Regions from separate parts of the Homo sapiens genome. Here all the other regions are linked to region 1. Evidence: chromatin loops called from intact Hi-C (ENCODE). Cell type or tissue: psoas muscle. All regions are shown on one strand. Each heading gives the region's core, and the rest is flanking DNA. Links, peaks and the distances in the headings are about the cores only.

Evidence for each region. Peaks named below come from ENCODE experiments on the same cell type or tissue, not always from the same donor. Only the 100,000 strongest peaks of a DNase experiment are listed, where the experiment ranks them.
Region 2: a loop joins it to region 1, with 6 times the contacts of the local background. A loop is called at or near these places in 57 of 110 quality-filtered maps.
Region 3: a loop joins it to region 1, with 2.5 times the contacts of the local background. A loop is called at or near these places in 2 of 110 quality-filtered maps.

The regions. Positions count from the first base shown.
Region 1 is chr4:9,758,182-9,768,222 of GRCh38, forward strand. No RefSeq gene overlaps it. Among named protein-coding and RNA genes, the nearest start is that of DRD5, 18 kb to the right of the region's middle. RefSeq lists a silencer at 7,048-7,097. In psoas muscle, for the core only: CTCF peaks have their summits at 5,092 (motif pointing right) and 7,133; no DNase peak of the experiment used is centred there; H3K27me3 peaks cover 1,323 bases.
Region 2 is chr4:10,060,015-10,070,055 of GRCh38, forward strand. It overlaps LOC124900665 (a long non-coding RNA gene), which reads left to right and starts at 4,000. Exons shown (of 2, transcript XR_007058029.1): 1 at 4,000-4,080. RefSeq lists an enhancer at 3,329-3,943. In psoas muscle, for the core only: a CTCF peak has its summit at 3,915; a DNase peak (open chromatin) is centred at 3,837.
Region 3 is chr4:9,923,884-9,933,924 of GRCh38, forward strand. The region is part of intron 6 of SLC2A9 (solute carrier family 2 member 9); the gene reads right to left. Among named protein-coding and RNA genes, the nearest start is that of SLC2A9-AS1, 59 kb to the right of the region's middle. In psoas muscle, for the core only: a CTCF peak has its summit at 3,952; no DNase peak of the experiment used is centred there; H3K27ac peaks cover 447 bases.

The sequences.
Region 1 (10,041 bases), core at 1,356-9,355:
ACACCACAAGGTGTACACACAATGTGACATTATTATTAAGGTAAAGCTAGGATATTGGGAATAGCAAGACAGTGTGCAGAGTCCTGTGACATCACGTTTAACATTCCCTTACAAAATTACGAATAATACTGAAGGGTGAATACCCCCTGCGACTTTAGCAGCCTCATCTTGCTAGAATATGGAAGATAATGTCACAGGGTGTGAACCGAGGGTCGCAGTACAGAAAAGATCCTAGGAAAAATCGGGGAGGAATATCAACCCCGCTCCACCCCTGGATATTACGATCCACATCGCAGGGGGGCGGGCGTCCCCCGCGATGCGGGGAGTAATATCACCCTCCACACCCACCCCTGGATATTACCATCCACATCTCAGGGGTGCAGGCGCACCCCTCGATGCTGGGAATAATATCACCCCCATCTCCCCCCTCTGGATATGAAGACACACATCGCATGGAGGCGGGTGCCCCCGCGATTCGCAGACAAATAGCACCGACCACTCCCCCGCTGGATATGACGATCCACATCGCAGGGAGGCAGGCGACCCCCCCATGCGAGGAGTAATATCACCCCCCTCTCCACCCCTGGATATGATGATCCACATCGAAGAGGGGTAGACGCCACTAGCGACGCGGGGAGACATATCACCCCCCTATCGCCCCCTGGATATGCTGATCCACATCGCAGGGGGGTGAGGCACCCCCCGCGACGCGGGGAGTAAGAGCCAGCCCCTCTTGCCCCCCCTGCCTCTTAGGACCCCCATCGCAGGGGGGTGAGGCACCCCCCGCGATGCGGGAAGTAAGAGCCAGCCCCTCTTGTCCCCCTGGCTCTTAGGATCCGCGGTGGACTCACAGCCTGTTTACCATATCATGAGTTATATCATCTCCCGCTCTGGGGATTATGAACTGTTTTACAGACAGGTGTACACCCTCGGTGTAAAGAGGGTGTGCACCCGTCTGTATTGGATGTGATATCATCATCTTCCTCCCTGAATATTGAGAACAGTATCACAGAAATGTTTCTAGTTCTGTGATATCACTTGTCATATCCTCCTCTCCCACGTTGGAATTAAAAACAATATCAGTGGGGGCGTGTCCACCTTCTCTGATATTGAAAGTAATATCCTCCTCTTCCCTCCAGGATCATGGGAACGATATCCCTGGGGGGTGTCCACTTTCTGCCATCTATGTGTTCGTATCAATCCCTCCGCCTTGGAATATTATTAAGGACAATTTCACAGGGGGGTGTACAGTTCCTGCGATATTGGGAACAATATCAGCCTCTCGGCCTCTGAATATTAGGAAGCATATCACAGGGTGGGTGTACACCTCCTGCTCTATTATGGGGAGTCATATCTATCTATTATGGGCAGCAATATCATCCTCTCCCTTTCAGGATATTAATAACAATTTCACAGGCTGGGTGAACACAGCCTGTGATGCTGGAATTATTATCATCCTCTCCCCCTCGGGATACTAGGAACAATATCACAGAAGAGGTTTACACTCCCTGCGATATTGGGAGTAATATCATACTCTTCTGTGAATATTAGGAGCAATATCACCAGGTGGCTGTACGTTCGTTGCTATGTTGGCAGTCATTTCATACTCTACCCGCTGGGTATTAGGATTGGTGTCACAGGGTGAGTGTACACCTACTGCGATATGAAAACTAATATCGTGCTCTCCATCCCTGGATATTAAGAACAATATCACAGGTAGGTATACACCCCCTGCGGTATTAGCAGTAATAATATTATGAATTATTAAAGATCAGTCTTATTAATAATTATGAATGGGAATGTTAATTAATAGTATAACGTTATTAATCATTAATGATTATTTTCAAGGTATGATTATGCATGATTAAAATTAATTTTAATACTAATGACACTTTTAATATTAGTTATTAATATTCATATTAATTATTGTTTTATTACCAACATCACTTATGATTGATTGAAGTAACATTAATTACTGATATCTTTTTTATTATTAATAGTGATATTGCTATTAATTATTAATATTAATATTAATTATTAGGAGCTAATATTACTGTTTTCTAATGAATAAGATCAACATCAGTTATTAATATCAGGCATCATTAATCATTAATACTAATCATTTATTGTTATCGTTAGTATAACTATTAATATTAATTATCATTATTATCAGTATTGATTTTAAAAATTATATGATCAGTTATTAATATTGATCATTATTAGTGTCAATTAATAATTGAGATTATTAATTTCGGTAAGTCACATTCCACCCCTCCCTCGGCAGCTCGTTTACGACCCAAAACGGGGATACAAACGCCCCTGAGAGAGCAGCGGTATACAGGGATAGATGAGGATGGTCACGTGGTGGAGAGGCGTTTTTGGGTACCAGCCCTTCACCTCCGTCAACCTTCTCAACTGCAAAAACAATACACCGCCCTATACCAAAAAGCCACAAGCTCTAATTGATTTGCTCCAAACTATTATCCAGACCCACAACCACACCTGGGCTGATTGGCACCAGTTGCTCATGTTCCTCTTTAACAGCAAAGAAAGGCGGAGAGTCCTGCAAGCAGCAACTAAGTGGCTAGAGGAACATGCACCAGCTGATTAGCAAAACCCCCAAGAGTATGGAAGGACCCATTTACCAGGAACCGACCCCCAGTTGGACCCACATGAAACAGAGGATATGCAAAGGCTAAACCGAGACAGGGAAGCTCTCTTGGAAGGATTAATGAGGGGAGCTCAGAAGGCCACAAACGTTAGCAAGCTCTCTGAGGTCATTCAGGGAAAAGAAGAAAGTGCAGCACAATTCTACAAGAGACTGCATGAGGCCTATCGTATGTATACTCCCTCTGATCCCGATAGCCCTGAAATCAGTGCATGATTCACATGGTTTTAGTCCGTCAAAATGCAGAAGACATGAGAAGAAAACTGCAGAAAGAGGCTGGGCTTGCAGGGATGAATCCACCACAATTACTAGAAATAGCTAGCCAGGTGTTTGTAAACAGGGATGCAGCAAGCCCTAAGGAAAACGGCAAAGAGAATGGAGGTCAGGCCTGGAGAAACACCGACCTGGTTGTTAGCTGCAGCAATCAGAGGGGACCCCCAAAGAGGCAAGGGAAGGGGGGCCCCGGGAAAGAAACTCAGCTTGGCTGTCAGAGTTTGCAGCGTACCCAGTGTGTTTATAGTAAAGAAATAAGACGGTGGAAGAACAAGTGCCCTCAGCTCAAAAGAAAACAAGGTGACTCAGAGCAGGAGGCCCCGGACGAGGAGGAAGGGGCCCTGCTCAACCTGGCAGAAGGGTTCTTGGACTGAGGGAGACCAGGCTCAAGCGTCCCCAAGAGCCTCTGGTCAGAATGACAGTCCGGGGTAGAGACATTGATTTTCTTGTAAATAGAGGTGCTGAACATTCGCTAGTAACTGCCCCGGTTGCCCCCTTATCCAAAAAGATGATTGACATCATCGGAGCCATGGGGGTTTCAGCAAAGCAAGCTTTCTGCTTGCCTCGGACTCGTACTGTAGGAGGACATAAAGTCATTCATCAGTTTTGGTACATGCCTGACTGTCCCTTGCCCTTTATGGGAAGGGACTTGCTCAGCAAGCTGAGAGCCACTATCTCTTTGACAGAGCACGGCTCTTTGCTGCCAAAGTTACCCAGAACGGGAGTCATTATGACCCTTATGGTCCCCGAGAGGAGGAATGGAGACTTTTCTGAACTGAGCCAGGCCAAGAGAGAAGACCAGCTCTGGCTAAGCGGTGGCCAAGAGTACGGGCGGAAGACAACCCTCCGGGATTGGCCAGTTAAGACTGGGGCCCAGCCGGTTAGGCAAAAACAGGACCCGGTCCCCAGAGAAGCCCTTCAAGGTATCCAGGTCCGTCTCAAGCACCTAAGAACTTTTGGAATTATTGTTCCTTGTCAGTCTGCGTGGAACACTCCCCTCCTGCCTGTTCCCAAGCCACGGACCAAGGACTACCGGCCGGTACAGGATTTGCGCTTGCTTCATCAAGCTACACTGACTTTCCCTCCAACAGTACCTAACCCGTCCACATTGTTGGGGTTGCTGCCAGCTGAGGACAGCTGGTTCACCTGCTTTGACCTGAAAGATGCTTTCTTTCCTATCAGATTAGCCCCCGAGAGGCAGAAGCTGTTTGCCTTTCAGTGGGAAGATCCGGAGTCAGGTGTCACTACTCAGTACACTTGGACCGGGCTTCCCCAAGGGTTCAAGAACTCCCCCCACCATCTTTGGGGAGGCATTGGCTCGAGACCTCCAGAAGTTTCCCAGCAGAGACCTAGGCTGCGTGTTGCTCCAGTAGGTTGATGACCTTCTGCTGGGACACCCCACGGCAGTCGGGTGTGCCAAGGGAACAGATGCCCTACACCGGCACCTGGAGGACTGTGGGTAGAAGGTGTCCAAGAAGAAAGCTCAGATCTGCCGACAGCAGGTACCTTACTTGGGATTTACTATCTGACAGGGGACGGAAGGCAGCCCAGGATCAGAAAGAAAGCAGGTCATTTGCAATCTACCGGAGCCTAAGGGCAGAAAGCAGGTGAGAGAATTCTTAGGAGTTGTGGGGTTTTGTAGACAGTGGATCCCAAACTTTGAAGTATTAGCCAAGCCTTTGTATGAGGTCCCAAAGTGGGCGGGGTCCGGGAACCTTTGGAATGGGGATCCCAACAACAGCAAGTCTTTCCTGAGTTAAAGGAAAAACTTCTGGCAGCCCCAGCCCTGGGGCTACCCGATCTGACAAAGCCTTTTCTATTTTATGTGTCAGAGAGAGAAAAGATGGCAGCTGGACTTTTCACCCAAACTGTGGGGCCCTGGCTGAGGCCACCGGCCTACCTCTCTAAACAACTAGATGAGGTAACTAAAGTATGGCCCTCCTGTTTGAGGGCCTTGGCAGCAACTGCCCTGCTAGTACAAGAAGTAAATGAGACCAGACTATTGTAGGGCATGGGAAGGGCCGGGGCCTCTGCAGGCCCTGAGGATCGCCATGTTTCCTTCTTTAGTTTTTGAGACTTTGGTGAAGATCCTCTGCCTGCTTCTAGCACACACGTCCTGACCTCCTTTCCCCTTCAAGACACAAGATGGCGCTTTAAGCCTGGTTGTTGAGAAAGAGGACTCCAAACGCTTGAGTTTCTTCCCTCTGCTCACTCTCAGATGTGGCTTGCAAGGGAATCTGTGGGGTCCACCTCTCCACAGCTTGGTGGGTGGATTCTATCTTCCTCCTCGGACAGGGGAGGACCAGCAGCCAATCACTCCTTCCTGCCGGAGAATGAAGTGGCACTCAAACTGTTTTTCTGACATCAGTAACAGCTGCCCACACTCCTCCGGCAGGCATCTCTGAAACATCAGTTTTGGGTGATTGGTCTAAGCCAAGGACCTTTGATATCAAGGGTAAGTCCGCTACCCTTTGCTGGAGATGGGCACGGAGTGGGCATGTGAAGAGTGCCAGACCAGGCATTGACAAACTATGGCTCATGAGAAGAATGGAGTGTACATTTTGAAAGGGTCATCTCTCTCTCTCTCTCTCTCTCTCTCACACACACACACACACACACACACACACACACACACACACACAGAGAGAGAGAGAATATGCTGCAGGGATCATACACGACCCGACCAACCTAAAATACTATCTGTTCCTTTATAGGAAATGCTTACAGACCCCTGGTCTAAACACTGAGAGGTAAGGGGACTCTGTTGCGCCACCCTGGAAGGATTTTGATCCCTAAATAAGAAGAGGTGAGGAGGGAGCCTGCCCTTCCTCATGGCTTGAATGTGCTTGTGAGAGGCAGTCAAGCCTGGAACTGTGGCAGCCGGCTTGTGACCATGAAGCAACCAGCCCGAGAAGAAAGGCCCACCTGCCGAGGAGGGAACAGGAGCCTGGGGCCTCAAGGATGTTGCTGAGCCTCCGTGTGCCCCTGGAGCCGCCTTCCTCTGGAGTTCTTGTGATGGCAGATAATTCAATGTTGTCATTGTTCAAGCCAGGGGTGGGTGAACTTTTTCCATAAAGGGCCACGTGGAAAACATTTTAGGCTCTGGGTGTGCCATGAGATCTCTGTGGACACTACGACCCTAAAAACAACCATAGACAATGTGTAAATGAATGGGTACACCTATGGTCCAATAAAACTTTATTTATAAAAATAGGTGGTGGGCTGGATTTGGCCCTGAGGGTCAGAGTTTCCTGTGTATTTTGTTTGTTTGTTTGTTACTTGCAGCTGACCTGTCCTAACTAGTATTCCCTGAAGTCGGCCTCAGCTCAGAAGTGCCCTTGGGTTCTAAGCCACAGGGGCTAAGCTTGAGTGTGGGCGGGGTCTGCAGCAGGGTGGTGGGAGGGATAAGCACATAAAGCCCCACCCACTGATCTGTCCTTTCTATGGTCCAGGTTGTGCTTTCCTGCAATTTCTTCTCATCATGGGCCTAGCAATCATGATGGGAAGGCACCACTTTAACAGAATGCTTTCAGCATTTCCAGGTGGTCCCTGCTTGCCCTCAACACTACACGCAGGCCTCAGCCTCCACACCTAGCACGTTTGTTAAGCAAGACTAAGCCACATGAAGCAACAGGGCAAGGGGAGGGCCCTTGTGTCCGCAGGGTCCCATGGCAGAAGTGTGGTTCGGGGAGAAATGGGGGAGTGTGCCCTTCCCTGAACAAGCACATTCCCTCAGTGTGGAGGAGCCCCTCCAACAATTTACAAGTGCTATGATGACACGATGCTCATTCAGACCATCAGCTGCAGACGGATTGCAGAAATACGTGAGGGCTGTGTCCTCAGAGGTAGGATGTGGTTGCTCCTTGTCCCTAAGCTGGGCCCTGAAGGTAGGGCAGGATTCCAGCCAGAGTGAATGGACAGTGAGGCTTTGGGGAAGGGCTCAGATTGCCTCTCGTGCTTGTGTTCACAGATTCTTGATGATTGGTCATTCTCCAGGGAGACGAGGCTTCGAGGCCAGGTCTCTGCTCTGAGTTGCCTTCACCACCCTGCACCTTGGTGGCAGTAAGAGAGCGACCTCAAAGGGCCACTGAGAGAATCGTGGGGGATGCATGTACAGCTCCAGGTATGGCACCCATGCCAGCCCATGGCAAGCTCTTACTACGGTTGCAGGTGTAATTTCCAGTCTCTGCCTCCAGGGATTGCTGCTGAGCACAGACAGACGTTTCCCTGCTTACAGAGTGAGGCCGCCAAGATGATTCTCGGATCTCTGGTTTGTATACAGCCCAAATAGCCTGTGAAAGGGGGAATGATAACCCCCAAAGATGTCCATGTCCTAACCTCCAGAACTAGTGAACGGGATGTTGGCAGAAGAGACTCTGTGGATGAGATTACTTCAAAGATTTGCAATGGGGATTCTATCATGGGTTATCTGTATGGATACGCAATGTAATCACAAAATGTCCTTATAAGTGAAGAGGGAGGCTGAGGAGATTTGACTACAGAAGAGAAGGTGATGTGACAGTGGAGGCAGAGATTGGAGTGATGTGGCCACAATTCACAATGCCAGCAGCCACCAAAGAGGCAAGGAATGGATTCTCCTCTAGGGTTTCTACCAAGGGCCCTAGCAACACTTCAATTTTAGTCCAGGAAGACTCGTTTTGGATTTGTGACCTCCAGAACTATGAGAGAATACATCGGCATTCTTTGAAGCCACCAGGTTTGCAGTAGTGTGTTAGAGCAGCGTGGAAAATCCATTGAGTCCCATTGCCCTGCTTTTTGTGCCTTGTACAAAAGCAGAAAATGGCATGGATGGAATGGGAGGTCATTATGTTAAGTGAAACAAGCCAGACACAGAAAGACACACATTGCATGTTCTCACTGATTTGTGGGATCTAAAAATCAAAACAGTTGAACTCATGGAGCTAGAGAGTAGAAGGGTGGTTACCAGAGGCTGGGAAGAGGAGTGGGGGGCTGAGGGCAGGTGGGGATGATGTTAGAAAGAATGAATAAGATGTACTGTTTGATCACACAGCAGGATGACTGTAGTCAATAATAACTTAATAGTACATTTACAAATAACTAAAAGAGTGTAATTGGATTGTTCGTATTAGAAAGGATAAATGCGCTGGGTGCGGTGGCTCATGCCTGTAATCCCAGCACTTTGGGAGGCCGAGGCGGGTGGATCATGAGGTCAGGAGATCGAGAGCATCCTGGTGAACACTGTGAAACCCCATCTGTACTGAAAATACAAAAAATGCTGCTCGGGAGGCTGAGGCAGGAGAATGTCATGAACCCGGGGGGCGGAGCTTGCAGTGAGCAGAGATGCAGAGATTATGCCATTGCACTCCAGCCTGGGCGACAGAGCTAGACTCCGTCTCAAAAAAAAAAAGAAAGGATAAATCCTTCAGGGATGGACACCCCATTCTCCATGATGTGCTTATTTCACAGTGCATGTCTGTATCAAAACATCTCATGTACCTCACATATATATGCACCTACTATGTACCCAGAAAAAAACAAAAAAGAGTATAAAAGAAAAAAAAAAATCCCAAAAGCAGAGAAGAGGGCAAATGAGAGTCGGGGACTGTGATCTCAGTTTGCCCAGGATGAAGCCGGGTGACCTGGTTACAGAGCAAGCCCCTTGGCTTCTTGAGCTCCCATCTGCAGAGTGAGGGGCGGATGCAGGGGAAGGGTGTGACTTCGATGAACATTCCCTCCAGGTGTCTCTGCCCTCGGCCCCCTCTCAGGATTGTTTGTAGCTCTTTGCCTATTCTTGGCCATTTGGAGTTTTCAGGGGCCCTACTAGGTCCTCTTGACTTCTCACTTGGCTCTCCTTGGTGGTCTAATTCATGGCCAAGGGCCCACCTGCCATCCGGACACTGCTTTTCAACCTGACCTCTCAGCTCCAGGCTGGTTATTTCCAACAGCCTACTTGGGTGTCTCAAAGGCACTTTACACTCAATGTGTCCAACACTGAACTCAAGGCTCCCGGCATCACCAGCCAGTTATCCCTCCACATTTCCAACCCCATGGATTGCACCAGTGTCTGTCCATTATGCAAGCCGGGCTGCAAAGGTTGTCTTGATGCTGCCGTTATGCTGTTGGGGCTCAGAACATGACACCCCAAAGCATGGTGCCTCAGCCTGAGTATTTTGAACTGAAGGACATTGGAAGGAACTCAGAAGCCAGGTCTTTCCAACCTTCTCCTCACACCCTCTCTTCTGCTTGCCTTCATCCTCCAAAGTGAGTCACAGAAACCAGAATTTATCTTCCTCAAGATGGGTCATAGAACCTAGAAACCCTCCTGCTAAAGCAAACCATAAAACCTAGAAAGGTCACTCTCATCTTCTCCTTCTCCTTTGAAAACTCTCATTTCAGTAGGGGTCCTGCCCCATACCTGGGAGGAAGGAAGCCTACACAGAGAGGCTGAGAAAAATCTGAGCAGACAGTTTTGCTGGGTCCCCTTTTAGTCTGTTCCCAGTAGGTCATACCCATTTGTTCAATCACATTTCTATCCGGCTGTCCATTCTTCATCTAACCTATGCATAAAAATCAACAGTTTTCCCTCGGCCTTTGGGTTGCCATTTCTGAAGCCTCCCATGTCACATAAAACTTGGATTAAATAAATTTGCTCTGCTTTTCTCTTGTTAATGTGTCTTTTCCTATAGGAGTGTCAGCCATGACCCTTAAGATGGATAAGTAAAGGACTCACACCTTCACAGCCCTACAGCCCCATCTCCCTTCAGTAGCCACACCTGCCACTTCTACCCACAAATACTTGGATTCCACTCATCTCTTCCCATCATCATTCCTACCACTCAATTCTCTGTCACCATCATCTCTTGATGGGTCTTCTGGAGCAGCTTCCTCACTCATCTCTCCAGTTCATCCCTTGCTTCTACCAGTCTGTCCTTGCTATGGCAAGAGGGGCATTTGAGAAAGGCAATTACATGGTTACCCCTCCCCTGCTCAGCACCCTCCAATTTGATGGACACCAAAATCCTTGCCTTGGTCCCCTTGGTCCTGCATGCCCTCCTCTCTGGCCTCATCTCAAGCCACTGCCCTCGTGCTGCACTCTTCCTCTGTAATCCACATTGCCG
Region 2 (10,041 bases), core at 658-8,657, 300 kb after region 1:
GTCTAAGACATTTACGTAAGGAAAAACATAGCCGAATAATAAATACATTAAAAATGATCAAACTTGGCCGAGTGCGGTGGCTCATGCCTGTAATCCCAGCACTTTGGGAGGCTGAGGCGGGTGGATCACCTGAGGTCAGGAGTTCAAGACCATCCTGGCCAACATGGTGAAACCTCATCTCTACCAAAAATACAGAAATTAGCCAAGCATGGTGGCGGGCGCCTGTAATCCCAGCTACTTGGAAGGCTGAGGCCGGAGAATCACTTGTATCTGGGAGGCAGAAGTTGCAGTGAGCTGAGATTGTGCCATCGTACTCCAGCCTAGGGGACAAGAGTGAGACTCTGTCTCAAAAAAAATAAAAAACAAAAAATAAAAAAAAAAAAAACGACCAAACTCGCCCATGCAAATTGAATTGCAGTGCCATACTAGCAAAGTTTGTTTCAAGTTATGATGCCTTAAGTTGATGAGGGTGGGATGAGACAGGCTGACCATTGAAAGGAACACAAATTAATAGAATATTTTTGGAGAGCAGTTCAGTAAAATTATTCCTGTCTTTCAAATGTGCATAGTCTTTGTCCTGGTTATTCCATTTGTAATAATCTCTCCTAATCTATTAATCCTAAATACAAGGTTTATGTTAAAACACATTTACCAAGACATTTGATTGGCAAACATGGAGATAATGTCGAAATTAGGGGAATAATTAAATAATGGTTTACTAGTTGGGTAAGATGCAGATATTTTAAGATGAGGTTTACTCATAGTTTGTAATGACAGAGGTAACTCATGGCCACAAGTTAAAACAAAATAAAGTTGGAATCCTGTAGTAGACTGTTAGCACCAGAGAGTTTTTTGTGGTGTTAGATCAGGATCAAATCCCCACTATGCACCTACTTGCTGTGTACCTTTGCGGTAGTTGCTTAATCCTTATGAGCCTAGTATTTTTGCTCATAGGTTTGTTTTAAGGCTCCAATGAGATGACTAAATACAGGAGGTCTTGCCTATTCCAGACACTTGACAAACGTGTCCTGCCTCCTCTTGCTAATAACGCTGAACATGGGATGATGTGACACAGAGAAAGGGACAGGATCAAACATTACATATAGACTGATTCTAAATTTAAAATACATGTTTGTCCACAAAAAGTTTGAAGGATAGAAGTAATTGTTTTAAACTTTCAATTGAAAGGAAGTGAAAGTGTTGGCTAACTATATTTCCATAACAGTGTGGCTTCTGTCTTGGTAGGGACTGTGACAATCTTGTTCACAGGGTCCTTGTCCATAATCTTAACCGGTGGGAAATCTCACACCAATCTTATTCCCTTAGGGACTGACGTATGAAAATCTTGTGATGTTCCACCCCAGATGGGAAATAGGGTTTGGTGTGATTTGGGGGTTGACAAAATGACCCCCTCACAATCGCACCACCTGCAACCCTGGTAGTCAATGTGCATTGGCACCACCAGGGATGCAAAATGCAGATTCGCAGAGAGATTTGGGTTTGGTAGGTCTGGAATAAGGCTGGGAAGTGCGTGGTGCGCGCGTGTGTGTGTGTTACAGATAGTAAAGTTTATAGATCTTAAGTATAGAGCTCAGTGCATTTTTACATAAGTACGTGTATAACCACCATTCAGGTCAAGATATTGACCATTTCCAATAACCCAAAAGCCTCCTTGATGCCCCTTCCCAGTCAATAACTCCCAGCCCCACTCCAGGTAACATTATTCTAATTTCTGGCCCTACAGAGTAGTTGAGCCTGTTCTTGAGCTTCCTATAAATGGAATCACACAGCCGATACTCTTATGTCTGGATTCTCCTGCTCAATGTCATGTTTATGAGATGAATCATGTTGACTGTATTGGTAGTTCCTTCACTTTTATTGCCCAATATGGATAAATCACAATCTGTTTGCTCCTCCATTCTCCTGTTGATGGACGTCTAGGTTGATTCCAGTTTGGGGCTATTGAACAGTGCCGCTCAAATGTTCCTAACCATATCTTTGGCTGGGCATAAATGCTCCATTCTCCTGTATATTCTTAGCCATGGAATTGATGGGTGCAGGATAGGCATATGTCTAATTCTAGTAGATGCTGCCAAACAGTGGAAATCCATATTTTTAAAATTGAAAATTATTTGTAATTGACACATAATAATTGTACATATTTATGGGACACATATTATATTTTGATACATGTAAACAAAGGTATAATGTTCAAATCAGGGTAGTCAGCATATTCATCACCTCAAATATTTATTATGTCTTTATGCTGGAAACATTCAAAATTCTCTCATATTTGAAACCATTATGAAAACAAATTATCAACTACAGGGCCATAGAATGCTATAGCTTATTCCTCCCATGTAGATGTAATTTAGTAACAATTAACCAACCTCTCCCTATCCTCCTCTCCCCATCATCCTTCCCAGCTTCTAGTAGCTACAGTTCTACTCTTTACTTTTCTTTCTTTTTTCTTTTTTTTTTTTTTTGAGATGGAGTCTCATTCTGTCACCCAGGCTGGAGTTCAGTGACGTGATCTCAGCCACTGCAACCTCTGCCTCCCAGGTTCAAACGATTCTCCTGCCTCAGCATTCTAAGTAGCTGGGACTACGGGTGCGTGCCACCACGCCTGGCTAATTTTTTGTATTTTTAGTAGAGACGCGGTTTCATTGTTAGCCAGGATGGTCTCGATTTCCTGACCTCGTGATCTGCCAGCCTTGGCCTCCCAAAGTGCTGGGATTACAGGCATGAGCCACTGCACCCAACCTATTCCTTACTTTTATAGGCTCAACGTTTTTAGCTTCCACATACAAGTGAGAACATGTGGTATTTACCTTTCTGTGCCTGGCTTATTTCACTTACCATATGATCCAGTAATCCCACTACTGGGTATATATCCAAAGGAAAGGCAGGGAAATCCATTTCCCAAAGAGTTGTCTGCACTCCCATGTGTATTGCAGCACTATTCACAATAGCCAAGATATGGAATCAACCTGTGTCCATCAACAAATGAGTGGATGAAGAAAGTGTACATACACCTCGGAATACAAATTTGACCACGAGAAAGAATACAATCCTGTCATTTGTGGCAATGTAGCTGAGCTGAAGGAAATCCGTATTTTTATAAGTCGTTACAGATAGGGGTGGTCTTGGACCACACTTTGAGAAATGCTTCTTGGATAAAAGCCCCATTATATGGACAAATATATTTCCTTTAGTCCTCAGTTCAAGTAGAGAAGGGCTTGTTTATACGGAGATACCAGCTAAGTGATTTGGGGAAGTGGGGAGAATGAGAAATCAACTGAGTGCCACCCATTAGCACCCCTTCGGAACAAATTATTGCAATTTACCTCTTTTGCCCAAGAGAAAGAAGCTGAGAACAGAGAAGCTTTGATAGGATTTGATAGGGAGAGTGAGGCGCCAGGCCACCGTGTCCAGTTAACCAAGCCTCCTCCCACCCTGGCCATGAGCTAGAATAATGCTCATGTATTTGCTGGTTAAAGGAGATGGCTTGGGGACCTGGGTTATCCCTGCAGGGAGCAACTATCTCCTCTGCTCATCTTAAACAAGATAATTGCAAAGCGGTTCCCTGCCAGCCCATCCTCTTAACAAAGAAGGTGAGATAAAAGAGATGGCATTCCTCCTGCTGGGCCCAGCAGGCTTGACAACCAGTGCCAGTCATGGGGAAAATGTCCCTTTCAGCCAACTCGAGATCTTTCAAAACAGACCCAGGCAGTTTCTTTGAGGGCTGAAAGCCAGGAAACGGGTTCCTGTTGGCCGAGGCTTGGAAGGAGGGCCTGCCTGGTCCGTTGGCCCATACCAGGCTTCCTTAGCGCCTCTGCTAGGAGCCAGTTATCCTGCAGGCTGACTCAGCCTCTGCCCAGCCATGATCTGAAGCTGCTCTCTGCTGTTTTAAGCTGAGCACTGCAACCAGGGACCTCAGACACCAGAGACAATGCAGGCCTCCAGAAAGCAGGAGAAGGACTTCTAAATCAAGGCTGGCAGGAGGAATGGGAAATGGGCATTCAAGGACATGGCAGTATGCTATGCTCTGTACATCAGGACCTCATGGAAACCAGAAAGGTAGGATGATAATTCCTATCCATGCCAGGCTGGACCTCATGTCCCTCATCGGGCTCCCACAGCTGTGTGAGCATTCTTTACCAACGTGGCACTTCTGGAATCCCTTGTTTACCTTCTTCTCCACTGCTCTATAAATGTAGTGAAATTTCCAGGTGTGGTGGCTCATGTCTGTAGTCCCAGCACTTTGGGAGGCCGAGGTGGAAGGATCACTTGAGCCCAGGAGTTTGAGGCTGCAGTGAGCTATGATGGCACCACTGCACTTCAGCCCAGGTGACAGAGTGAGACCCTGTCTTTAAAAAATAAAATAAATGCAGTGACACAAGACAACCTATGTCTGTTTTATTCTCAAAGCTGCGTGTGTCCCCAAAGCCAAGTGAGGTGTCTGGGCCTAGTTAATGACCAATGAACATTGGCTCTGAAGGAGTGAAATTACACCACTCGGGCATATTGACACTAAGTTAAAGCCACTTGAAAAACAGCAGGTGTGGCCGGGCGCGGTGGCTCATACCTGTAATTCCAGCACTTTGGGAGGCCGAGGCGGGAGGATCACGAGGTCAGGAGATCGAGACCATCCTGGCTAATATGGTGAAACCCTGTCTCTACTAAAGATACAAAAAAAAAAAAAAAAAAATTAGCCTGGCGGGGTGGTGGGCGCCTATAGTCCTAGCTACTCGGGAGGCTGAGGCAGGAGAATGGCGTGAACCCGGAAGGCAGAGCTTGCAGTGAGCGGAGATCGCTTTACTGCACTCCAGCCTGGGTGACAGAGCAAGACTCCGTCTCGAAAAAAAAAACAAGAAAAAGAAAAATAGCAGATGCAAGAAGATCACTCTGACCTTCATGCCATTTGTTAAAAGCAAAAGATGAGATCCCTATGTGAAAGATGCAACAGTCTTATTCTCAAAGATGAGAAGCTAAGATGGAAAGAATTCTGTACCAACCTTGTGCAAATAACTCTTACCTTTTAAGCCTCCCCACATCATTTAGTTGCTTCTTCACAACTTACTATTATTTGTCCAATTCAGTATATCTGACTACTTCTTCAGGACTTTATTTCCTTATGAGGGTACCTGTGCTACATAAAACTTGTATTTAAAAATGTGCATGCTTTCCTCCTGTTCATCTGTCTTATGTCAGTTAAATTCTCCAGCACAAGCAGGACCCTAAGAGTATGGAAGTGGAATTTTGCTGCCCCTACAGTTGATTACATGAGTGAATAAATGATTGAGTGAATTTTGAATTATAACGAAGAAGCTAAATATCTCAGTCATGGTTTTTCTTCCTAAGAAAATTAATCTGTTAAGATCACAGAGTTGTAACAACAGCAACAAAAACCTAGCTCTTTAAAAATAAAAAGGAACTCTTTTCTGAATTAGCAATGTCCGGAGAGATTTTTGGTTGTGACGACTGGGGCAGGGGGTACTACTGGCATCTAATGGGGGCCAGGGATGCCGCTGACACCCTGCAATGTACAGGACAGCCCCCACACAAAGAACTGTCCCACCTGAAATGTGAGTAGTTGGTTGTGCTGAGGTTGAGGAAGCCAACTCAAGGAAGTCACCTGCCGGAGGGATGCTGTTGACACTGCTTGCTACAGCAAAAGCTGCTGCTGAGAATGTGCTCCAGTTGAAAGCAAAGACTGAAAAACTGAAAAGAGCCAGGCGCGGTGGCTCACACCATAATCTCAACACTTTGGAAGGCTGAGGTGGGCGGATCACTTAAGGTTAGGAGTTTGAGACCAGCCTGGCCAACATGGTGAAACCTGTCTCTACTAAAAATACAAAAATTAGCTGGGCATGGCGGCATGTGCCTGTTAATCCGAGCTACTGGCGAGGCTGAGGCACAAGAATTGATTGAACCTGGGGGGCAAAGGTTGCAGTGACCTGAGATTGCGTCACTGCACTCCAGCCTGGGCAACAGAGCGAGACTCCATCTCAAAAAAAAAAAAAAAAAAACCAGAAAAGAAAGGAATAACTGAAAAGAGCAAGAGCCACTTAGAAGCCAGATATGGTGGTGCGTGCCTGTAGTCCCAACTACTCGACAGGCTGAGATGTGATGATCCCTTGAGCCCAGGAGTTTGAAGCTGCAGAGAGCCATGATCGCACCACTGCACTCCAGCCTAGGCAACAGAGTGGGACCCAAGAAGTTTTTTTAAGCCACTTAGAGAAGGTTTTACAAGTTACATGAGCAAAAGCTAAATAACTAGTACATCCATGTGCCATAAAGTGAAGAAACGGATGAGGTCTCTATGGGACATGTCAGCTAAACCCAAGAATGTGTTTGTTTCTTGTGGCTGAGACAGTGATCAAGGCAGCTTTCCTCCCAGGGCAAAGACTGTGGTTTGTTTGCGGCCATTTAATTTGGCAAAACCTGAGTTTTGATGAATACTTTGCAATCTTCAAATAATATTCATTTTGTTTCCAAATCCAATGAACTAGAGGCTGTAATTGAAAGAAGAAGAAAGGGAGGGAGGTAGGACAGAGAAAGGAATAGAAAGAGGGAGGGCAGGAAGGCAGCCATGAAAGAAGGCGTAATTGTCAAAAATCCAAGTTATTTGAGGCATACTGCTTGACCTGACTTTATGCAGTACAAACAAAATCAGGGTAAGCTAGAATTCAGAAGACAATGGTACCACTGTGTTTCTCTCTGGAGCGTTCTCAGAAGTGTGACCTTTTCTAATCCCAAACTGCTTAAAAAATGATGTCTCCTTGGGGTGCCATTTAGATTAATCTGTGATGGGACCAGAAGCGAGCTAAGCTGATGATTCTAATTCAATTGCCAGTGAAATGGTGTCTGTCTCCATCTGTAAACGTCCTCATCCTGCTCTCAATGGGGCCACATTGACGGCTGCAGCCAGCATTATCCCTTACAATCCTTTTAATTTTTTGGCTGCATGATGTGATCTTCTGTGAAGGCAGCACTAGTTCAAACGAAGTATTTCTTATACAAGAGCACGAGCCCTCAGTTACGTTCTTAAGAACTCATTCCTTGCCTGTGTGCCTAAACCACCCTAGCTAATAAACTCCCCTCAAATGTGGCTTTCCTCATCTCACCAGCCTGGTGGCATATGCTGGGGTGGGGGCGTGTCATGCCATTTTATGCATGGGGGTTCAGGGTCTGTGATTACCTTGTCCAAGGTTAATCAGTGGGTGAGAAGCAGGTGCAGGACCCCAGGCTATTCTGTTCACAAGGGTAGTGCTTTTTTCATCAGACAACACACATCTCTATGGCAGTGTCCAAATGGTGCCTAACGTAGAAGGTGGGCCCCGAAAGTGCACTTCAGTTTATACTGGCCACTCAGCCCGCATCTGCTTGCAGCAAGCTTAAATGTGTCTGACTGCGGCCATCTTGGCTCCCTCAAGGCCACCAAAGCAAGTCCTGTGGTTGCTTCCTTTTGCTATTGCGAAGCCCCTTCAGAGTCTACTTTGTCCTACTGCAGTAGCAGTGAGGCCCGTCCATCAGGGATGCTGGGCTATGAACCGGGCTTCTTGTCTTGCAGCCACTTCCATCATCCCAGGGATACAAGTTACTCCAAACCTAGCTTCCCTGCAATTCCATTTCCCACACCAAAACATGGAAAGGATAATGCTGACATCCCACCAGGGCCTGTGGGGACAACCGATTTTGTTGTGTGACTGAACAGCTTTGCCATCTTCAAGTCCCTATGAAGGCACAAACCCTGATAGCCATTTATATGTAAGACACTAGTATGATGAGCAAGGAGGTTTTTATCCTTCTTAAAAAAAATAAATAGGGGAGTGGAAGAGTGGAATGGTCATTGTACCAGATCAGGTTATAATCGCAAAATGCTGCAACAGAATCTAAGTGAAAAGACCCAGTTTAGGGTCCCTGGGGCTAGCCTGGCTCATGGGACAAGAAAACGTGCGTCCTTGGCATAGGGTATCTAATGTCTTGGGACGTCTCTGGAATGTTTCATCTAAGATTCTTTTTTCCTTTTAAAATTAATTAGCTGATTAAGAATTAATCACATGAACTATTAATTTGTATTGCTATTTATTAAAATATTAATATTTACATAATTTATTGATATAATATTCAATTGTTTGATAGGTAATTAATACATTCCGACTCACCCAGCAAGAACATTTTTGTGGTGACAAGGTAAAGAGTAGGATGACAATTGGATGACCCAAAACTTAGACCTCAGTAAGTGAAAAACGTGTTGTTATCAATGCTCCTAACTTGTATCATTATCTAACAAGATTTTCCAGGCAGTGGCAGCTTTAGAATCCTATCTTCTCTCAGTTTCCTTTTCCTAGTAGCTGCCAGTTAGGATGCCAACCATCCCTGATTTTATGTAGGATGATGATAGCCAGGGGCAAATGAGGAAGACTCACAGAAATCTAGGACTAAATATAAGAATTTTAAAAATGGGAGATTTTTATGGTAAAGAATGTGAGGTTTGTAGTTTTTTAATCTCCACAGGAGAAATGAACAAATGATTCCATGTAAGAACACTGGAAGATACTAAATTCCACCTTGATATTTTCCAGGAATGTCAGTCACATCCTCAGTCTTGGTTGACTTCCTGAAAGTGTCCTCTCCAGTCTTGAGGGACCTCCTGCTCCAGGAAGCCTGCCCTGATGTCCCAGCCAGAGATGGTCCTCTGAATTTCCCCTGGCCTTCACCTGGCTTCTCTGGGAGCACAGTCACAATTCATTGTATATTATCACTAATTGGATACTTATTTCATGTCCTGTGTTCACAGTGGTAACTAGCATGTATACATTACTTATAGTTTGATAACAGCCTTTCTTTCACATCTACTAAAACAATGATAATTCCTAATATTAATTATATTTGCTGTGGGTCAAGTATTCATTTAGGGCTTTACTTGGAGTATTTCATGTAATCCCCACGCAGCCCTGTATCTCTACTAAAAAGAGGAAAAATTAGCTAGGTATGGTGGCACCACCTGTAGTTCCAGCTACTCAGGAAGCTGAGGCAGGAGAATTGCTTGAACCTGGGAGGCGGAGGTTGCAGTGAGCCGAGATTGTGCCACCACACTCCAGCCTGGCTGACAGAGAGATTCCGTCTAAACAAACAAACAAAAAAAGCTTTGCTACTCTAAGCACTAACCGCTTCCTCCTCCACCTTCCCTTCTCAGCTTTCCTTCCCAGAATGCAGATGCTATCCTGGAGGGCGAGCTGCCCAAATGGGATGTGGAGGCAGCAGCATGACGACAAAAGATGCAATCTGAAGCTGGTGGAGCCACAGGACGGGAGCTGGACAGTGAGGGTTTCATGGAGGCCGTGCACAGGACTGCCCCCATCTGCAGGGACACTGTGGTTATTCAGTCTTGCTGTGCACCTAAGGGCAGTTGCCAAGCGGTGGCAGCTACAAAGCTGGGGAGGGGCTCTGTGAACCAGGGCCTCCTATGGCTCCTGTTGGGTTTGGGCCAATGGGAGGCTCCAAGATACACCTCAGCCTCGCACTCTTGGCTCCCATTCTTGGTGGGTACAGGTTCCCCCCGCCTTGTGTCTGCAGGCCTAGCACTGGGAACGACTTCCTTCTGAGCTACTTTCTGAGTGCTTCCACCCCTTCCTGGCTTCCTTAATCCTACCTGCGCCTCTCCAAAGGGTCCCTTCATTCAATTATCTTCAGTTTAACCCTTTGAGCTGCCATCCATTTGCTGCACACAGGGACAGGTGGCTCACTGCTTCACAGGCAGCAACCATACAACTGTGGCTTGTCTTCCTACGTCTTCTGCATCTGAAATAACAAAGAACTTCCATCAGGGCTCAGTGTCAGGCAGAATTAATTTCAAGTCTCTATTTTATTTACTTCCTGCAGGAGTTCAATCATTTGCCCAAAATTACCCAGCTGGTAATTGTCCGTTTCATTGTCTGCTACATGGGGATATAACGTCTACTCCTCATAGAACTATTGTGAGAATAAAGTGGAATAACAATGTATGCAACATGGACAGATTTTGTTAAAAAA
Region 3 (10,041 bases), core at 822-8,821, 170 kb after region 1:
TCTGCACCTGGCTACTTGCCTCGTTCTTTCAGCCTTATCTCAGACACCTCCAGGAAGCCTTCTCTGATGCTTTCCTGGCTGGACGACAAGGGAGGAGCAAGCCGAGGAGGGCCTTGAGTGTTTGCACGGAGATGAAGTTCCTGCCCACAGGTCACAGGGGGTGGCAAGACCTATAGTTCTGAGACCCCTGAAGGTGCCAGGCATGGGGCTTGGGAGCTGGGCATATGGTGATTAAAAAAAGAAAAACAACCCAGATTGTCCCATCCTCTGGTCCAGCCTCATTATCTTATGACCAACAAGGAACAAAGACAGAACCTGGTGCTTCAATTTGCTGACGTGTTCCTTGTGTCCCTGTAGCCGGCACTGCATGCCACCCATGTCTCTCCTGCACATGGACAGCTTCCTACACCCAGCACCCGTGCCTCTCCGCCTGCGGCTTTCCCTGGGCACAGGTGTGTGCTCAGCCCTCAGCAGTTAACACCCCCAGGAGCAGCCCTCGGTTAAGACAAAGCTGATGTTAACAGAGGTATACCTAGCTTCCTCACAGACACCTGAGTGAGTCCTACGCTGTCCCCCAGAGGTGACTGGGTGGGTGGGGTCCCAGTTGCCCACAGCTGACACCTGCTCATTATTGAACCTCAATGCCTCCTCCACTTCCCTGTGCCATTTCCCAGCTGGGGAAGTGATGCTTCCTCAATTGTACCCTCTCCTTCCCTGTCCCATTTCCCAGCTGGAGAAGTGGTGCTTCCTCAATTGCATCCTCCATTTCCCTGTCCCATTTCCCAGCTGGGCAAGTGGTGCTTCCTCGAGTCACCTCTCAAATAAACTTCCCATCTTCAAAACCTTGACTCAGGCTTTGGGGGCACCTGACAACAATCACAAAGTCACCTAAACTGGATGCCTGTGGTCACATAACCCAGACACTGCCTTCCGTGTCTGATTTGTCTGATCTAGTGACTAAGCCCCTTCAGCGTCTACAGTCCATGTGCTCCTCTCTGCCTGAGCCCAGGCCTGCCTTAGTTCAGGCCTCAGCCTCTCCCCACTGGGCTCATTATCCCCAGGCTAATCCCCAGGAAGATGATTGGGCCACTCTTCTGCACACAAATCTGTGCTGTCTTGCCCTTGCCAGCAGGATCCAGTCCAAATTCTCATCTGCCATGCAGAGCCTCCTCCCACGGTCCCTGTGGCATCTGGAGGCTCCCCCCATCTCTCTTGGCTGCTGCCCTGGAAAAGGCACTCGTCCTCCATTCCACATACCCCCATGGCCTTGCCTCTGTGCCCTGCTCGTGCTGTTCCTTGTGTCCAGAACACCCTGCCACTTTGTTGCCTGCCTAGGACATCCTTTTCCGAGGATCCCCTCAGCAGTTACATCTTTTGGAGACCTTCCCTGCCCCCATGATGGCTAATCACTGTTACCCTCTCATCCGGGTCGCTCTTGCACCTGTGTCTGTCTCTCTTGTGCACTTTCACTCTTGTCTGGGGCGTTCTGTCTGCACACCTGCTGTGCCCACCCCTGGGAGCGCCCCCTGACCAGGGGCCATTTAAGGGATGCTGTGTTACTGTGGAAAGGGGTGGGCCTTGGAGTCGGAGCAACCTGGGCTTCACACCCAGCCCTGTCTCTGCTAAAAGACCCCAGACTAGTTACCTATTCTGCCCGCCCCATGCTTGTTCTTCCATGAAACAGAAATAATAAAACCTACCTATGAGGTTGTTTTGGGGAATAAAATCAATGTGTGTTAAGTGTTGGCACATAATTTGTGTTCAATAAACAATTATTGTTATTTTATTTCCTCTCTGTTGAGCCTTGCATAGAATGTACATCCAACCCATGTGTTTTGAATGAAATAGTAAAAATCAAGACTCAGGTGACAGGGAAGGAGAAGGAGCATGTTATAAACACAGAAGCGGGGGAGGGCTGAGCAAACAGGAACAGAGGAAAATTATGCTAGATGTCAACCAAATTGCATCAGCAGGGGGGCCAGTATCTGTTCGGTGTTCTCCCTACTGTTCCGGGCATGGTGTGATTTTCCAATGGCAGGCTCCCCATGGTCCTCAGACACCTTCAGAGCACAGCAGAGTGACAGACACTGATGCATCTGGGGGTGGCCCACATACGACTGCAAGCAGATGAGATGGAGCCCGCCAGCCTCCCTTGGGGTCCTCAGAGAGCCACGCTGTTAGCACAGGTGCCATCCTGGCCTGGAGACCCCTCCAGGTGTCTGTACACCTGCTGAGCCCACACCTGGGAGTGCCCCCTGAGCAAGAGCCACTTAAGGGACGTTGTGGTACAGTGGGAGAGGGCAGGTCTTGGAGCTGGAGAAACCTGGGCTTCACATTGTCTCAGGGCCAATGGGTGCTCACTAATGCAAACACACATTGTCTCAGGACCAGTGGGTGTTCACCAATGCAAACACACATTGTCTTGGGCCAATTGGTGCTCACCAATGCAAACACACATTGTTTCGGGGCCAATGGGTGCTCACAAACAAATCCTGGCTGCACCATTTTCTATCTAGTATGATACCAGGTGAAGTATTTAATGTTTCCATGCCTGAGTTTCCTTGTCTGTAAAATAAACATAATAGCATTGGTGGTGTAACCAGTGTTCGATGTTGGCACACACAAAGTCCTCAGAACGGTATCTGGCTCTTGATGAGCAAGGAGCATTATGAATATACATGCTATCACTGTGGGGTACTTGCTACATTCTCCCTCTCCCTTTCATCTTTAGCCTGGCAGAGGGTACAAAATGCTATAACCTTCTGTTGTGGGTTGAATTGTGTCTTCATAAACATATGCTGAAGTCCTAACCCCTGGTAGCTGTGAATGTGAACTTACTTGGAAATAAGACCTTTGTCAATATAATTAATATGTAAGTTATGAGGAAGTCATACTGTAGGAGGATGGACTCTGGATCCAATATGACTCTTGTCCTTACAAGAGGAGAAGAGACACAGATAGATACACACAGGGAAGGCAAGCTTGTGTTCACGGAGGAGAGGTTGGAGTGATGCAGCTGCAAGCCAGGGAGCACCAAGGACTGCTGGTCCCCGTCGGAAGCCAGAAGAGGGAGCATGGCCCTGCTGGCACCTTGACCTTGGACTTCTGGCCTCCAGAACTGTGAGGGAATCCATTTCTGTTGTTCGATTTTTTTTTTTTTTTTTTTACAGAGTTCCGTTCTTGTTGCCCAGACTGCAGTTCAGTGATGCAGTCTCCACTCACTGCAACCTCCGCCTCCCAGATTCAAGTGATTCTTCTGCCTCAGCCTCCCAAGTAGCTGAGATTACAGGCATCCGCCACCACGCCTGTATTTAGTAGAGATGGGGTTTCACCATGTTGGTCAGGCTGGTCTCGAACTCCTGACCTCAGGTGATCCACCCGCGTTGGCCTCCCAAAGTGCTGGGATTACAGGCGTGAGCCACCACGCCCAACCCCATTTCTATTGTTGTAAGCCACTAACTCATGGCACTTTGTTATGGCAGCAGCCACACTTTGTCACCTCTTTTATCACCTCCTGCTAGAGCAAAGCGCAGAACAACCCGGAGGCCTCTTCCCTCTTGTGATCGGGGGCCTGGGATGAGACAGGCAAAGGGACTTCACGTGGAGCATAGGGCAATAGCCTCGTATAAGTTCCATGCCCAGAGTGGCACTGAGCTTGTTCTCCCTTACACAGGGCAGGCCTCATGCTTCTAAAAATAGGAGATTTCATCAAAGCATTTATTTTTCAATGACTAATGGAATTTAAGAGGAGGAAGTCATTGGGTTTTTAACTTAGGTTCAGTGTGTTTTTATTACCGACAGCAGTTGGATCCAAGGTAGGGTATGTAACAAGGGGTGTAGGAGGAGATATTGGAGCTCCTATTTATAGCTTTATAACGTTTTATTATGGACCGAACCTGGAGCCTTCACATGGCCTATGTGACTGGGGATCAGGGCTCCACCGTGTGGAGAAGCTGACAGGGTGCCTTCGATCTGTCTTTTGAATGACATATTGCTGTTTACTTGTGCAATTTACCAGTTAGCAGATTTGGAAATGGTAGTATTTGGTTTCAATTGAATTAACCCCAATGAATATACAGGTGGCTTGTAAAGAATCCCCAAAAGCTGAGCATAGTAGTACATGCCTGTATGTAGTTCCAACTAATCTTTTTGGGAGGCTGAGGTGGGAGGACCTCTTGAGCCCAGGAGTTCGAGGCCAGCCTCAGCAACACAGTGAGACCTCATCTCAAGAAAAAAAACAAAACAAAAGAAACCACAAATTAAAGGTAAAACTAACAACTCCCACACAAAGAAAGACAGGACAATCAATAGTGGAACCCGCTATCTCCATTTCAGGTGCAAGCCTGCTGCTAGCCTCAATGACCATTGACAGTACGCTGCCTCACAGAGATTTTCAAATTCAAGATGTAGTCAATCTGTTGCTTCAGGATAAAGATGACATTTTAACAGGAGTGAGAAAGTAGCAACCTTTTATAAGAAACTGTTCCATAAAAAGAGATGTGTCTGTCATGTGGTTTGGTAGACAAAGTTATATACACAGATCACCAATAAAAACTCTTGGATCTCAGCTGGGAGCAGTGGCTTTCGCCTGTAATCCCAGCACTTTGGGAGGCCAAGGCAGGCAGATCACCCGAGGTCAGGAGTTTGAGACCAGCCTGGCCAACGTGGTGAAACCCCATCTCTACTAAAAATACAAAAAAATTAGCTGGGCGTGGTGGCGGGTGCCTGTTGTCCCAGCTACTCGGGAGGCTGAGGCAGGAGAATCGCTTGAACCCGGGAGGTGGAGGTTGCAGTGAGCCGAAAGTGCATCACTGCACTCCCGCCTGGGTGACAGAGCAAGACTCCTTCTCAAAAGCAAACAAACAAACAAACAAACAAAAAACTCTCGGATCTGCACATTCAAAAAGAAAAACTTGCAAGCAGTTTAAAAAACTTTCTGTTTAAACATATTCCGAATGAAAAGTTTCAGTAGGTTTTGCTAAATGATTATTGTTAAAATATAAAAAGGCAACAACTTCTTACTACTCAGCAAGGACAGTGGTTGATACTAAGGAAGATGGAAATTCACTGGCCTGCATTTTCAACTCCCAAAACATTTCATTCCTGATGGACGGGATTACAGGTTGAAGCCGCTTCATCAAGTTCAGCCAGCCTTGTCACCTGCTTCTGTTTGGAGCTACATCGTTTAATGAGGTTCATTTTTGAGCTATCCACGTTGCAATAACATTGGTCACCACTTGCTAAGGGTTCCCTTGTGTTTTATGTGCCCTTATTCATTTAATTCTCGTATAACTATCCCCTGAAGTAGACACAGTCAGTATTCCCACTTTGCAGGTGAGAAGATGAAGCTTGCACATGGGCAGTGACACTGGATGCCCTCGCAGCAGAGCCTGAGACACATGCTGGGTGTGGGAAGTTTACCGGCTGGAGAGCAAGGCAGTCCAAGGTGCATCTTGGGGAGACTTCTATGGGCAAAGGGCATCAGTTCTGCGGGGCTTCTGAGCAGCACATGGAATACCTCCAGAACTGTCCCACAGGGGAAGATGGGGCATTTATCTGCCAGCTCCTGCCCCCAGGGGTATTAACTCCCTGAATGTCTACACTGCGCTGCAGATGGCTGAGCAGCTTCCTGGCCATGGAGAGGGCCTGAGCATTTGGAGAGGCACGTGCTGTGCTTAAGGTGGGCAAACATTGGCCCATACCTGAGCCCACATGGACTGTCTGCTGCAGCAAGGCTGAAATTAGAGTGGGCAGAGGGAGGGTGTGAGGGGGACACTAGAAGGGGCTAGTGCTGTCATTCAGCAGGGGAGCGGAGGAGCGAGAATTACAACCCACACCGGGGCTCCAGAAGTATCATTTTCCCAATGTCCAGCAATGCTTCCTGGAAGCTCAGCCAGCTGGGGCTGCTATAACATCATACTACAGATGGGTGGTTTAGACAACAGACTTCACAGTCCTGGAGGCCAGAAGTTCGAGACCAGGGTGTCCGCAGAGTCAGCTCCCTGGTGAAAGCCTCTTCCTGGCTGCAGACACTGCCTTCTCACTTCTCTGGAGGCACCACCCTCATGACCTCAGCCAGCCCTCCCAAAGACTCCCCTCCAAAGACCATCACTCTGGGGAGCTGGGGCTTCCAGATACAAATTAGGGGTGGTGAGGAGCACAAACATTCAGACCATGACAGCAACTTAGAATCAGACCCTTCAGAGCTTTGGAATGCTGTCCTCCCCGCAAATCCTGCCTGTCTCTCTCCCCTCCCCTCTCCTTCCTCCCTTCCACCTTTCCTCCTCTCTCTCTCAGTCTCATCTGAAATTGAAAGACACTCATCATGCTCTCTGGTTTTCACCCAACCTTCCCTTCACCATCACTTTCATCAGAGCAAGACGGATATCTGTGTTGCAAGTTTAGCAAATGCCAGGTCTTCCCCTAAAGACGGGTGGAAGGAAATGTAGCTCCTCACAGGCCCAGGGTGAAAAAGAGGGTAGGAGGGAGAGCCAGAAAGTCCTCTCTGTGCTTCCAACATGTCACAGAATTGGTGCTAAACTTGCAATTGCCTGTAGTGCAGTGTTGGGGGTGTGCTGTGATTGGTACGTGGCCACACCTGTGCTGGCTCCTGTCCTCACAGTCCTGTCAGCTCGGGGCAGCGCTTGCACTAGGGGAAGGCTCATGGCAGATGCTTCATGGAAGAGGTTGGTTTTCCTCTGGGTCTAGAATGCAGAGGTGCTCACAGCATGCTGGATGAAGGTAATGAACCTACTCATATTTGCAGATGTCTAGTCTGCAGAAAAGAGTTTCCCAAGAGGAGATGCCTGGATTGGATTTGCTTTCCTTGGCTCTGAGGTCAGAACAAGGGCTCCAGGCAAGAGCTCTGATGTGTGGGACCACAAGGAAGAACTGCCTGATGGATGTGTCCAAGGATGAACGTGTTTTTTGCACAGTGAGTTCCCCATCCCTGAAGGTGTGCAAGAGGAGCCAGGTGACCACCTGTCAATCATATTGTGGAAGGGACCCAGGCACTGGAGAGGAAGATGAACAACAGGGTCTCTAAAGCAAGCCCAGAACCCCAGATGTGTGCAGGCTGTGTAGATGATTGGAAGGAGATGGGGCAATGTCACCCATGGGGTGGGAGGGGACAGAGCTGATACCTCCAGTTTAAACTGGCTGCCCTTGGAGAGAGAGGAAATGGCCTGGGAAATTGCTATCTATCAGCCCATTTAAAAATTACATGAGTTTATGGAAGGTAACTCTCTCAGAGGAGTTCATTCTCTTCACTCTCCAAGTCATTTAAAAATAGTTCATCCAAGCCCTACCCCCTGAATGCATGTTCCCCACATTCTCCCTTCAATTTGAAAGTAAGAGGGCTTCCTGTGGCTCATACCTCATGCATATTCCTAGCCATGTTCTAATCACTAACTCCAAAGAACTTGAAAGAGGAATGAGAAATTGCATTTCCCAACTGGGAAAAAAACCTCTGTGTAGCATGGCAAACTCCTGGGCTGGGAGAGGGAGCTGTTACATAATCAGATCTTGCCCCAGTTACAGATTCAACTTTATTCAAGAGGAGTCAAGAGACACTGAGCAGGGGAGAAGAGGCTAAGGTTTATTGTGTACCTACTGTATGCCAGGCTTTGTGCGAGGTGTCTTACAGAAACAGCCCTTCAAGGCGAGTGTGTTTCAGTCCACAGCTTCAGGGAGGTGAGGAAATGTGCCAGTGTTCGCCCAGGTAATAGTGAGGAGTTCATGCTCTGACCTAGATCTGTCTGATCTTTCTTTCCACACACCTCACAAGAAATCTCAGGGCTGAGAGGCTAAGGAGCCAAATTCAGCTCATTGCCATTATCCGGCAGCTTGTGAGAGCTTGCTGTGCATCTGGGATGGCGTGCAAAGATCCACTGTGTTAAGGGAAGAACAAGGAACGGGTTCTGCTCCCAGGAGGTCTCTAGTGAGAGACAGACACGACTCACTACCACTTGAGTTGGTGGGGCTTGATGCCACATGGAGAGTGACTGCAGGGAGACCTGAAATGAGAATGACTCTCTCTCTCTCTCTCTCTCTCTCTCTCTCTCTCTCTCTCTCTCTCTCTATATATATATATATATATATATATATATATATATATGCCTTGCCTGACTTGGAAAATCTCTCTCATGAGGAAACCTCTCCAGAACAGAGGTAGAAACTATCAAGACAGAAACATCACAGAAGGCCCAAAGCAATGATCTAAAATATTTCCCTTGTAAAAATGGCACTCTCTCTCTCTTTCTCCATGCCTGCTTCTCCTCTGGGTGAAACTGCTTCATGTTCCCACAGCAAGTAAGTCTCCATCCAATTGCTATAAACACCTCCAAGAATGTACTACAGAGCTTTAAGCAGCAGCGTGCTACAGACTGTACTCAGCCTTTGGTATACTTTGGTTTTCTTCATTCATGCAACAATTATTTAGTAAGTAAATGCCTACTGTATGCCAGGCACTGCTCTAGGTGCTGGGGTTTCAGCAATAAGTAAAATAGGAAAAGTGTCCCTCCTCGCATGGAGCTTTTCATTCTCATGGAGGGGAGTGATACTAAGCAAATTCATTTATAAACATATCATTTCAGGTCATAATGAGTGCTAAAAAGAAAAATAAATCAAGGTAAGTGGCAGTGAGAAGAGGGGACACTGAGCTATGGCAGCTGGGGGAGATGTTTTTGAGAAGATGCTATTTCACTAGAGACCTAAAGGAAGTGAGGGAGGTGTGGGTCATGCAGACATCTGGGGAAAGAGCCTTCCAGGCGAAGGAGCCAGTGCACAGGTGCTGAGATGAAATGTGCTGACAGCATCCCACTACTTATGAACTTGTTGCATTTGCCCTATTGGGACTCAGCCCCACAACCACCCTTTTAGAACTCTTCTGTGTCATGGGGGCTAGCAGCCTACAAACTGCCTGTCCTTACTCCCTATAAATGATATCTCCTTACTCCCATGCTAGCAGAGTCCTGTTAGATTCCAGCAGTGAGAGGCACTGATGCATCGTTAGAGGAAGAAAGGACCTCTTCTGCTAGTCAAAGTTCCAGCACCATCAGCTGTGGCTCCTGGTTAGCCTCAGAGGCTGTGGTTCCCACGTCATCTGTGCCAAGAACATCAGCCACGTTAACGAGAGCAGCTCCAGCATCTGCCCTGCTGCCACAGTCATGCTTCCAGCAGTGTCAGTAAGAGATGGGATCAGTTCTTGAACCCAAACTCACCTGGCATCAAAACTGGCTCTGTAAGACCACAGAATCTGGGATATGCATGGTGTGGCCCAAAAAGGAGGACAAAGTTTGACACAAATGGAATGTGACTGGAGGAGAGTAGCTGAACTCAGCCTCGGCAAAGAGGAGCTTCTTTTAGGCTTCAGAAATTAGAAGTGAGCCAATGCCAATGCAACTCTTTCATTTTGCAGAGAGGTGAGCACTTTGAGGCCACTGGGCAGGCCAGTGGCTGAGCTGGGACTGAGCCCTTTCTCCTGGAAAGGGGAGGGAGGGTGAACGCACGGGCTCCAGGGTGACTCTGCCCAACTCCTTTTGCTCTCCCAGCCCTACTGGCACCTCTGTAACCATTTCCTGGCATCCAGTGCCTCTCTGAAATATTATTTCCACTTTCCTGGGTGGAACATTGACCAATGCACTAGCTCTGTGACCTTGACATTTCCTCGCTGAGTCTTAGTCTTCTCATCTATAAAGCAAAAGGTAGAAAATGTGTAGACTTTAGGGGGGTGAGGACTAAGGTAATGGTTGCCATGTACCTAGCTCTATTCACTTCCTCTTGCTGCTACAGCAAATTACAATGGAGATTTATCATCTTCCAGTTCTGGAGGTCAGAATCTGAAGCAGGTGTCACTGGATTAAAATTGAGTGTTGCAGGGCTGTGTTCCTTCTGGAGGCTCTAGGGAGAATCCGCCTGCTTGTCTTTTCCAGCTCCTATGGTCCACCTGCACTCCTTGGCTCCTGGTCCCATTCCTCCATCTTCAATGCCAGCAACCTTGGGCCAACTCCTTCTCAGATTGCCACTTCTCTGGTTCTCTCT